Linked DNA regions of Homo sapiens: region 2 is linked to region 1. The links are chromatin contacts, found by Hi-C or POLR2A ChIA-PET in ENCODE. All regions are on one chromosome and are shown on one strand. The core of a region is the stretch at or near the end of the contact, and the rest is flanking DNA. Distances in the headings are between cores, read along the strand shown.

What was found. A loop is a pair of places that touch in the nucleus more often than their neighbours do. ChIA-PET counts read pairs that join two places held with the same protein, here RNA polymerase II (POLR2A). Pooled maps may share reads with other maps.
Region 2: a map of CD4-positive, alpha-beta memory T cell shows a loop between it and region 1 (4-fold over the local background). The contact joins two enhancer-like sites. A Hi-C loop is called at or near these places in 1 of 168 maps with a recorded cell type or tissue (CD4-positive, alpha-beta memory T cell) and 5 of 50 pooled maps. POLR2A ChIA-PET finds 5 or more read pairs at or near these places in 1 of 52 experiments (Panc1).

What each region holds. Positions count from the first base shown.
Region 1 is chr3:113,285,319-113,290,732 of GRCh38, forward strand. It overlaps BOC (BOC cell adhesion associated, oncogene regulated), which reads left to right. Exons shown (of 20, transcript NM_001378074.1): 19 at 54-247; 20 at 1,357-2,141. The coding sequence ends at 1,544. CFAP44 (cilia and flagella associated protein 44) reads right to left here. Exons shown (of 35, transcript NM_001164496.2): 35 at 1,612-5,414. It overlaps SPICE1-CFAP44 (SPICE1-CFAP44 readthrough (NMD candidate)), which reads right to left. Exons shown (of 52, transcript NR_183050.1): 52 at 1,612-5,414. Among named protein-coding and RNA genes, the nearest start is that of BOC, 76 kb to the left of the region's middle. Within about 2 kb of position 2,118, at least 12 of the 41 ENCODE cell types and tissues checked have a DNase peak (open chromatin) inside an H3K27ac peak, as active enhancers do.
Region 2 is chr3:113,549,772-113,555,185 of GRCh38, forward strand. The region is part of intron 1 of SIDT1 (SID1 transmembrane family member 1); the gene reads left to right. Among named protein-coding and RNA genes, the nearest start is that of SIDT1, 20 kb to the left of the region's middle. Within about 2 kb of position 2,245, at least 3 of the 41 ENCODE cell types and tissues checked have a DNase peak (open chromatin) inside an H3K27ac peak, as active enhancers do.

The DNA.
Region 1 (5,414 bases), core at 868-3,367:
GACAGGCCCACCCTGCCCAGCCCCACCTCCCCATCTGGGCTTGTGCACTGCAGGGGTCCCAAGTCTAGCCCGGACGAGGGCTCTTTCTTATACACACTGCCCGACGACTCCACTCACCAGCTGCTGCAGCCCCATCACGACTGCTGCCAACGCCAGGAGCAGCCTGCTGCTGTGGGCCAGTCAGGGGTGAGGAGAGCCCCCGACAGTCCTGTCCTGGAAGCAGTGTGGGACCCTCCATTTCACTCAGGTTGGTTCCAGGAGCAGGGCAGGGAAATTAAACAGGCTGGGGGTGACATGAGGTAGGCATCCACAAGCCAGTAGTAACAGTCTTCAAAGGTGGGGCTTGGTAAGGAGCCAGCCACAGCATTTATGTGGGAGGGATGGGGCATCGAGGGTGGCTGGCCACTTTCCTTCACTGCTGAAGGCCCAGTAGGTCTGTGGGATGTCCAAGTGGGTTCTACTGCAACATGATAAGCTGCGGTCCTCAGCCTCTGAGAAAAAGGCTATTTCTCCATTTCAGAGAAAAAAGCCCTTTTTGGTCTGTGCATTTCAAGGCCATTCACAAATTCCATTTGCTGCTCATCACACTAAGAGGCATTCTCTAATCACTCTGAAATGCCTTGCTTTGTTGAGGCTTGTCTCTTAATTAAGGAATAAGGTTGCCTCAATCATTAAGGAGCCAAATTCTTACAAACATCATCATCATAACTCTTTGTACTTCCACGGAACTTTTTCTCCAAGGAGTTTTGGGCCATTCACGCTAAGCCCATCCCATTGTCTTCCTCCATGCTAGTCTCCTTAGAAATCAGTGGATACTTGGTGAGGGCACCAAGTATCCACTAACGTTTCTTAGCTTCTCTGTGTGTGTGCCCATTCATAGGCAGATCCTGGACTCTGTCTCTAGGAGATTAAATTTAAAAGATGCTGGGTCCTAAAGCTCGACCCAGCATCATTTAAACTGGACCGTGTCAATCTGGGGGGACTGGATTGTGAGTGGGATGATTGTAACCAGAAGCCATAGCAAAGGGTGGACTAGCCGCCTAAACATAGAAAGAGCAGGGCTTCCTTCTGCGTTTCACGGGCTGCACTGACTTCATCTGCTCCTGTGGTGTGGGCTCAGTGCGGGAGTCTCTACAGTCCCAGCATGAGTGGGAAATGGGTGGCAAGTGGCCCTCCCTGTTTTGATGAGAGACCTTGGAGGGAACAGAAGTGCCCTTGTCTCGGTTGTAGGTTTCTGTCCCCTTTCCAGAGCCAGTGTAACCACCTCCACCACAGATAGAGATTGGCCCAGTGTCACTGGGTGTTGGCTCCTCGGTCAATCTGGATTTTAATGGTTCCTACTCTTTCTCCCCTCAGGGCCCCCATGCTGCTTGGGCCTTGTGCCAGTTGAAGAGGTGGACAGTCCTGACTCCTGCCAAGTGAGTGGAGGAGACTGGTGTCCCCAGCACCCCGTAGGGGCCTACGTAGGACAGGAACCTGGAATGCAGCTCTCCCCGGGGCCACTGGTGCGTGTGTCTTTTGAAACACCACCTCTCACAATTTAGGCAGAAGCTGATATCCCAGAAAGACTATATATTGTTTTTTTTTTAAAAAAAAAAAGAAGAAAAAAGAGACAGAGAAAATTGGTATTTATTTTTCTATTATAGCCATATTTATATATTTATGCACTTGTAAATAAATGTATATGTTTTATAATTCTGGAGAGACATAAGGAGTCCTACCCGTTGAGGTTGGAGAGGGAAAATAAAGAAGCTGCCACCTAACAGGAGTCACCCAGGAAAGCACCGCACAGGCTGGCGCGGGACAGACTCCTAACCTGGGGCCTCTGCAGTGGCAGGCGAGGCTGCAGGAGGCCCACAGATAAGCTGGCAAGAGGAAGGATCCCAGGCACATGGTTCATCACGAGCATGAGGGAACAGCAAGGGGCACGGTATCACAGCCTGGAGACACCCACACAGATGGCTGGATCCGGTGCTACGGGAAACATTTTCCTAAGATGCCCATGAGAACAGACCAAGATGTGTACAGCACTATGAGCATTAAAAAACCTTCCAGAATCAATAATCCGTGGCAACATATCTCTGTAAAAACAAACACTGTAACTTCTAAATAAATGTTTAGTCTTCCCTGTAACCTTCAAACTGAGTCATGTGTGAGTCAGCATTTTCTTTACATGTTAGAATTCAGTCTCTGAGTATTTGAAGAAAATACCCACTTACAATATTTTCAGGTCCATCAGAAATGAGATCTGAAAAAGGTAGTAAATGTTTCTCTTTTTTGTTTTTTAAAACAGTGAATGTCAGTTGTGCTTGGATTCATGCAGAACACATTACCGTTTAGTCCACAAGGGAACCGTTGTACAACAGACCAGGAAAAACAGGTTCATAGTTCTCTTACCAACTGGACTTGAGATGAAGTTTAGGTCATATTGAAGAAATAGAACTAATCTTTTTTATATAGGTGTGTGTTGAAGACCAAATATTTTCTCCAAAATACTGTTTAGCTAAGTGCTGTGCCACACATGGACATATGGTGCATAATAAATTCACTTCCCTTCTTTCCAAAGATACACCAACATTGCCAGAGTAGTTGACTCACTAGTTTAAAATCAACATTTACTTACTGTTGTCCAACCAAAGGATCAACCATAGATTCTTTTTTAATTGAAATTTTAAAATCTTTATATGTGGAAGTGGAATTAGATGGAGACTGATGCTTGCAATGAAAGCCTTACTACGCTTTGTGTTTTGGGGCTGGAGAGGGTGGGGGGAGCCTGTATTTTCTAGATTTCTGTAAAATTGAGTTACAGATGAAATGCCACTTGAGACAATCTCGTTAAGTGGGGGGCCAGACCCTGGCTTTTAAACATGAAGAATTTGATAAACAGGGTCCTAGGGAAGAGTCACTCTGACTGTTTAGGGCAAGTGCATCCTCTGCTGGCCAAAATAAGTATAGCACCTGCTATTCCTGACTTCTGCATCCTTTTTCCATCAAGCTCAACGTCAGAGAGAACTTCATGTGGAAGTGCAGCATGGTTTTCAGGAAAGCAGTATTTTAAAAATATTATTTAAAAGGAAGGACTGTAAGGAACAGGTAAATGTTAGGAAATGAGAAGCAGAGCAGGGAAGAGAAGAGAAAAAATAAGATACTGTGATTTCAGACAACCTGGCATCACGGCCCAGAGCTCACTTCTGGGGTGGGTAGGGCTGACGCTCTCAGTCATTGCTTTGCTATCCAGAGGCCCCCCAATCTGAGCTGTAACTCACCTTCTAGCCCCACTGGTTTTTACATTTTTTCCTTTTTCTCCTTGATGATCTAAGGTAGCTGTCAAAATGAAGTCTGGTGAACTTTTCTGAAGTGATAGGTGAAACATCTGCTTTCTGCACAGCACTGGAATCATAGCACTCAATGGATTTAGCTCTAAAGAGAAATTTAGCACATGGCTCACAGACCTCCCTAAGCTGGGGAGCCCGCTGTGGTGGGACAGGCTGGCTGGCAGGCATGAGCAACTCCTTTACTCTGAAGTTGTGACAGAGGGGCTGGACTCTGTGGTTTCTTTTTCTTCCAATGCTGAGATTGATCATCGGTGATACTATGGATGACAGTTCAGAAGAGCCAAGTTATATGAACAATTGACCCACAAGTAACTCAGTGTAGGCTGATTTTTGGCCTTACCCTCAGAGGTGAGGCTGCTCCTCTGGGAGCACAGCAGAAGGCAGGGAAGTGTGCCAGGAGCAGGATAGCTTCCCAGCCACCCTGCCCATGCCACACCCTGCTGGTCTACTTGTGTTTGAAGCTTAACTTCCCAAAGACTCAGATGCTCTAACTTAACTACAGATTTAAGACTAAGCCTGGAATCAAGTTGAAATGAACCTAAAGCTATCAACATATTTTGTCCAATTCAAAATAAAGTAATTCAGTGTTAACTGTCGTCAATTCCCAAACATGCGGAATGAAGCCCTGAATATTGTAGAATTAACTAGTGATTTAGTCCAGCTCAGTTTGGGAATAATTATCCCGATTAGCTTTCCTCTCAGTTGAAATGCACAGCAAGTCCTGATGTGGCTCTTCTGTAGACTGTAGGTCCATTCTTGCTGCAATCAGAATCAGAATCTCAGAATGGGAAGGAACCCATTCTACCAATCCTTCATTTGTCAGATAATAAAATGAGGCCCAGGAAGATAACGTAACTTCTCCTGATTCTCTACAATTACCAAGGGGATGGTATCGCCTCAAGACCTTTCTCAGAGACCAGCCACTCTCTCCAGGCAGCTGCTTCTTGTGGCTGCCAGCTCCCACGAAGGCCCCGGTGACCCCCACCTGGCATTCACACCCTGTTCAGTCCCCTCCCACATCACACAGGGTCAGCCTGTGACCCATATGACAATAGTGACGCTATGTCACTTCTGAGCTTGGGCTGTAAAAGACTGTGGCTCTTGTATACATCATTCTCTCTTGCTGTCTCCCTCACTCTTGGATCACTTGCTCTGGGAGAAGTCATATCCCAAGCGGCCCTATGGAGAGGCCCACATGGCGAGGAACTGAAGCCCTGCCTAATGGCCAAGGGAGTGAATTTGCTAATAGCCCCTCCAGCTCCAGCCAAGCTTCAGATGGCTGCAGCCCCAGCTCCTAGTGTGACTGCAACTCCACGAAAGACCCTGAGCCAGAACACCCGGCCAAGCTGTCCCCAGATTCCTGGACCTCAGAAACCCTCTCACTCCTGGGTGAGATCACAAGTTTGTTGTTTCAAGCTAAGTTTGGGGGTAATTTTTTACCGCAATAAATAAGACACTCAGGGCTATGACTAGCATATTTTTAAAAATACTTGAAAGGCACACATGGCTTAGGATATACAACACAGAAAGTGATTTAAAAAAAAAAGTGGGTGCTCTCCAGTAGAGAAGTGACTACATCAGAAATTAATGGTGACAAGTGCAAACAATAAGGTATTCTGACCTCTTAAATAGGAATATGAAGGAATCTTAGGAAGACAATAGGCCAAGTGGCCACCTCTAAGAATATGCTGATGTACAAAGAAAGCAAGACCTGTCTGTAATTTTGGGGGGCACATTAGCAGGCTAATCACAGGTGAGGAAGACTTGGCATTGCTGAGTTCCCTTCTACATTTATGCAATGTTCCTTTCTTCACCCGCCCTTCTCAGTGACCAGCTTATCCTGGAACAGCCTCAATGAGTAGCTCGTTAATACAGAGCTCTTAATCTAAAGAGCTATGCTCTGTTACTAACAGGATTCCAAATGTCAGTGAGATTATCCTGCAATGGTTATAGCCATGAACTTCAATGAGCACTTACCCCCAAACCAAAAGGATACTCTTCAATTAGTTTAAAATGTTATGCATAATCAAAGGTGATTGTTAAAGATGATCTCTAGTAAATCTATTTCATTATCTCCTC
Region 2 (5,414 bases), core at 995-3,494, 260 kb after region 1:
CATGGATCATGCTTTTGGTGATGTATATAAAAAGCTGTCACCAAATCAAAAGTCACCTCAATTTTTCTCCTACGCTATCTTTTGGAAGTTTTGTAGTTTTCCATTTTACATTTAGACATAATCCATTATGAGTTAATTTTTATGAAAGGTATGAGGTCTCTGTCTAGATGGGAGGGATTTTTTTGCATATGCTGTCCAGTTGTTCTAGCATCATTTGTTGAAAATATCTCCCTATATTTTTAGCATTACACTATTGTGTACATGTTCACAATTATACTTTGCCTTGGTGCAAAGACTTGGAAGCAGCCCCACACCTGGTGCTCAGTGTTCTTATCACCATTCCCAACCTTCACTTCTGCTGCCAGCATTGCTAAACTCTACCATTCTCTTACCACTCCCTTTCCCTATGTATCTGTGTCTCTCTGCTTCTCCTATCCTTTTTGTCTTTCAAATTTCTTATGAACATGGTCAGCCCATCAAGATTCTCCCTCTTTTCTGGGTAATATCCTGTGATTGTTTGAGGCTTTGCTAATGGCAAGCATATTCTATTTTCTTATAATAGAGGTAAATTTTGTTCTTTACGTTCTGATTCAGAGCCATAACGAATAATCTCAGGTGCTAGAGGGCTGATCTCCCAATTATCAAGGTTTTTCTATAGAGTTCCAGTGGTGGAAATCTGTCTTCCAGTGGCGGAAGATGAAGAACACATGTTACTTGGGCAGTCAGTATATATTTGTATTGATGTCATGTGCCATCATTTCCTTTATCCAAGTCAATGAACTTATCTTTGTCAATTCTCTTTAGCTACAGAAATATAATTGGGCTTGCATTTGAGACTTTTTTTCTGGGTTTTTTTGTCCATCGCTAAAAGAAACATGTAAAAATCCTTTGAACCATAGGAAAGAGGTAGCTATATTTTAAGAATTCAAAAGACCTTTAAAAAAATTTTTTTAAGTTTTTTTCTTGAAATTTTATTTTATTTCTTTTTAAACTTTTATTTTAAGTTCAGGGGTATATGTGCAGGTTTGTTGTATAGGTGTCATGGGGCTTTGTTGTACAGATTATTTCATCACCCAGATTATTTTATCACTCAACTAAGACTAGTACCCATTAGTTATTTTTCCTGATCCTCTCTCTCCTCCCACCCTCCACCCTCCAGCAGGCCCCAATGTGTGTTGCTCCCCTCTATGTGTCCATGTGTTCTCATCATTTAGATTCCACTTATAAGTGAGAACATGCGGTATTTGGTTTTCTGTTCCTGTGTTAGTTTGCTAAGGATAATGGCCTCCAGCTCCATCCATGTCCCTGCAAAGGACATAATCTCATTCTCTTTTATGGCTGTGTAGTATTCCATGGTGCATATATACCACATTTTCTTTATCCAATCTATCATTGATTGACATTTAGGTTGATTCTATGTCTTTGCTATTGTGAATGGTGCTGCAGTGAACATATGCATGCAGATGTCTTTATAATAGAATGATTTACATTCCTTTGGGCATATACCCAGTAATGTGATTACTGGTTCGAATGGTATTTCTGTTTTGAGGTTCAAAGTACCTTTTAAATCTCCCAATCTCTTCCCACTTAACAAAGAAGAAAACTGAGAGTAAGTGATATAAATTACTTGCCCAAAATCATGTACTAGTTTGAAGCATAGCCAGGAATGTAACTCAAGTTCCCAAGGGTATTTCCTCAAGATAGTTGTACTAAATCACAAGATGTGCCCACGAGAGCACATCAGCTATGCTTATCAACAACAAAAATAATTTTTAAATATCATATTTTCACAGTCGTGTCTTTTGATCATGCAATTTAAGACTATGTCTGACTCCCTTACAATTACTGAAAACTGAAACAAGATTTTTTATTATCGTTTTCCCCCAACGAATTGTCCAGCCATCTGTTTGTCTGTGTACCAGGCAAGCTGGGTTGATACTAAGTAAAACTATAAAGTTGTCAAATTTTCTTTAGTGTTTCAAAGAGCCACAGCCTCCCATGAACCATGGTCTTACTCTGACTCCCTGTGGATCCCGGGGGTAAAGTTTTAGGGGTGTGTGTGTGTGTGTGTGTGTGTGTGTGTAGTGTGTGTGTTTTATTTTCATCAATGCTGGGTTCCTTCTTTGTGTCAGGAACAGGGCATCTTGGAGACCCGAGCAGTTGGCCTGTCTGTTACTTCAGGGAAGTGTTATTCCTGAGAACTGGTATTTCTGGGTCCCCACTAAGCCACCATGAAGATAAGCCATGACAAACAGGACTAACCGACTGTTTCTGTCCCTCTAGATTTAACTGCCCTTTTGTGAACAACGTGACTCACACCTATCTTAAATAAACGCCTACCTGGAGCATATGTTATGGGCCAAAAAGTTAACATTTGAGTGTCCACAGTTGTATTTTCTTCTTTTCTCCTGCCTTCTAAAAAATATCCTGTATTTGCGCTCCCTTTCTCTCCATATCACCTTCACCGGGGAGGAAGAATTATAGCTTTCTAAGAGTCAGACAATGTTCCTCTGGTTAACAAAGGGATAAGCATTGGAGGATAAGGAGGGAGACAAACAGTGGTGAGATCTAGGTGTGCAATGAAGATTTGGGGAGGTTTGTAGACAGGGAGACTCTAAAATGGCTGTGAGGTGTGAGTGACATGGACAGAAAAGGAAAGAGGACATAGGTTCGTGCAAGGGTCTTAGCTACAAACAACAGAAAGCAACTGGCAAATATAAGCAGGAAAAGAATTCATTAAAAAGATATCCAGTAGCTCACAAAAGTAAGTTACTGGGCTCAGACAACATTTCGGGACCAAGGGAGACTACGCTGCAGGAAATTATAGCAGCAGTCATGCCACAGGAATGGTTTGCTTGGGGTTCTTCCCCCACACCACTGCCTCCACTGCCACTAGATATGGTCACCCCTGGACCCCGCTGCTGTGGACCCTATTGATATCACCACTGCCAGTGAACTTGAAACTCTCCCTTCATTTTTGTGTCATTTACTCACAATTGAATGTACCAAATGGGCATATCCATCTACCCAAGCACAGGTCCTGTATCCGGCCCCTTTGACATCCATGGGCAGCCTTGCTTCCCGCAAAATTCACACAGTGGGTTGGAGGAGGAGTAGTTCCTCCAGAACATGCAAGGGTTTTGGATGCTGAGTAACCCCAAAACCAACCCCACCAAACATCTTCATGGAGGGAGCTGAAGCTGGGGCGTTTGTTAGAAACAACTTCGTGGGCCCAGACATAGGCAGGAACCAAGATGTGACAGGGGGAAAAGCTGGGGTGTTGCTGCCATCTACCTTCAACCATTAAAAGAGGAACATCTCCTCTGAGCATCAGAGTGAATTCAAGTGGCATAGATCATCTCTGCCACAATGTTCTTTCCACAATTAAAAATGGTTTTCTCTCTTAAACATGGCCTTCCCTGAAGTCCCTTCTGCTTGTCTCAAGAAGTTGTCTTTGAAGAGGAAGATGTTTGCAGATGATTGGTTTTGCTCATTTAGAAAGCAGTTTCCTTTAGGTAATCCTGACAAACACGTATTTAAAGTTATAAATGGCTCCAGTCTGGCAATAAATTATATCACAAAAATAAAAGGCTGGTAAGTGTCAGATCACAACACTTACAATCATAACAATAATTTTCTACTACTTTTCCATCTTCAGAGCATTAATTAAGTAGGCCCCAGAATAGCTCTAGAAGATACTTGCCTGCAATGTATAGAAATAAAATCCAGGGCATAGATACTTGAGATCTGCCTCAAACCAGAAAAATAATTATTTTTCCTTTTTCAATCCCCTCACAGGAGTATGAGACCTAGCAAGAGATAGAAAGAGACAGGAAAGATAAAGAGGAAAAAAGAAATCATGCACAGAAGATGAGCACATTCAGATACCTGCGAGGAGGCTGAACCAACCCAGGCTGTTGGCTGCCTTCCAGGAGCCAAGACTGGGGAAGTCTAAAGCCAGAGGGAGGTCAGTGGGACTGAGAAACCAATGAAGCCAGGCGTGGTGGCTCACGCCTGTAATCCCAGCACTTTGGGAGGCTGAGGTGGGCGGATCACCTGGGGCCAGGAGTTCAAGACAAACCTGACCAACATGGTGAAACACCATCCCTACTAAAAATACAAAAAATTCGCTGGGCGTAGTGGTGCATGCCTGTAACCCCAGCTACTTGGGAGGTTGAGGCAGGAGAATCGCTTGAACCCAGGAGGCAGAGGTTGTAGTGAGCTGAGATCATGCCATTGAACTCCAATCCAGCCTGGGCAACAAGAGTGAAATTCCATCTCAAAAAAGAAAAGCAAACCAATGCAAAAACTGAGGAACCTGGAGAGACAGAAAATGATTAGCTCTTGGAGTGAGAGGCAAAAGTAGCCCAGAATTGGTTAGATTCTTCAGGACATAATATCTTCACACCAGTTTCTGTGAAAAATACCCAGGACAGTATTTCCCAAAGTATGTTCGATGGAACAACTGCTCTTTAGGATAGTCTCACGATTTATTGCATGTTAAAAGGGTCCCAAGTGTAAGGGAGCTTAGTCATGTTTTGACTGCCCAATCTGAACCCCATTTGATATGGTTGGGCTGTGTCTCCATCCAAATCTCATCTTGAATTGTAGCTCCCGTAATCCCCATGTGTCATGGGAGGGGACCGATGGGAGGTAACTGAATCATAGGGGTGGGTTTTTCCCATGCTGTTCTCATGATAGTGAATACGTCTCACAAGATCTAATGGCTTTATAAAGAGCAGTTCCCCTGTACACGCTCTCTTGCCTGCCACCATGCAAGACGTGCCTTTGCTCCTCCTTTGCCTTCTGCCATGATTGTGAGGCCTCCCCAGCCATGTGGAACCATAAGTCCATTAAACCTCTTTTTCTTTATAAATTACCCAGTCTTGGGTATTTCTTCACAGCAGTATGAAAATGGACTAATACATCATTCTTATGTGTTTGGGGGTAATTCTCCATTCCATGAGTATTAGCTAGAGGTAGAACCCCTTTCGCGACAGAAGATCAACACCAAGCACTTACTTTCTCATCCCCCCTCTTATTTTTATCCCCCACCAAGCTCAGGCATGGGCATGTGGCCAAGGTGCTGCCAGTCAGATCTGCTTTCCCTAGACTTTGACTTGGGAACCAATGATGCAAGAAAGCAGCTGTTCAGCAGCAACTGAGGCAACATTGAGTTTCCAGAAATGAGCATGGCAACATGGTCATGGCACTTAAAACCTTCCAAAGGCTTTCTTTTGTCCTGAGAATAAAGTCCCAACTGCCCCAACATGACTTATAACACTCTTTGGGGTTATAATAGCCCTTTATGTACCTCATGCTCCAGCCAAACTGATTTTCTCTTAATTCTTCAAATATGCTTCTCTCACCGTCTCTCTTCTCCTTCCTTATGTCTACTACACTGTAGCCTTTGT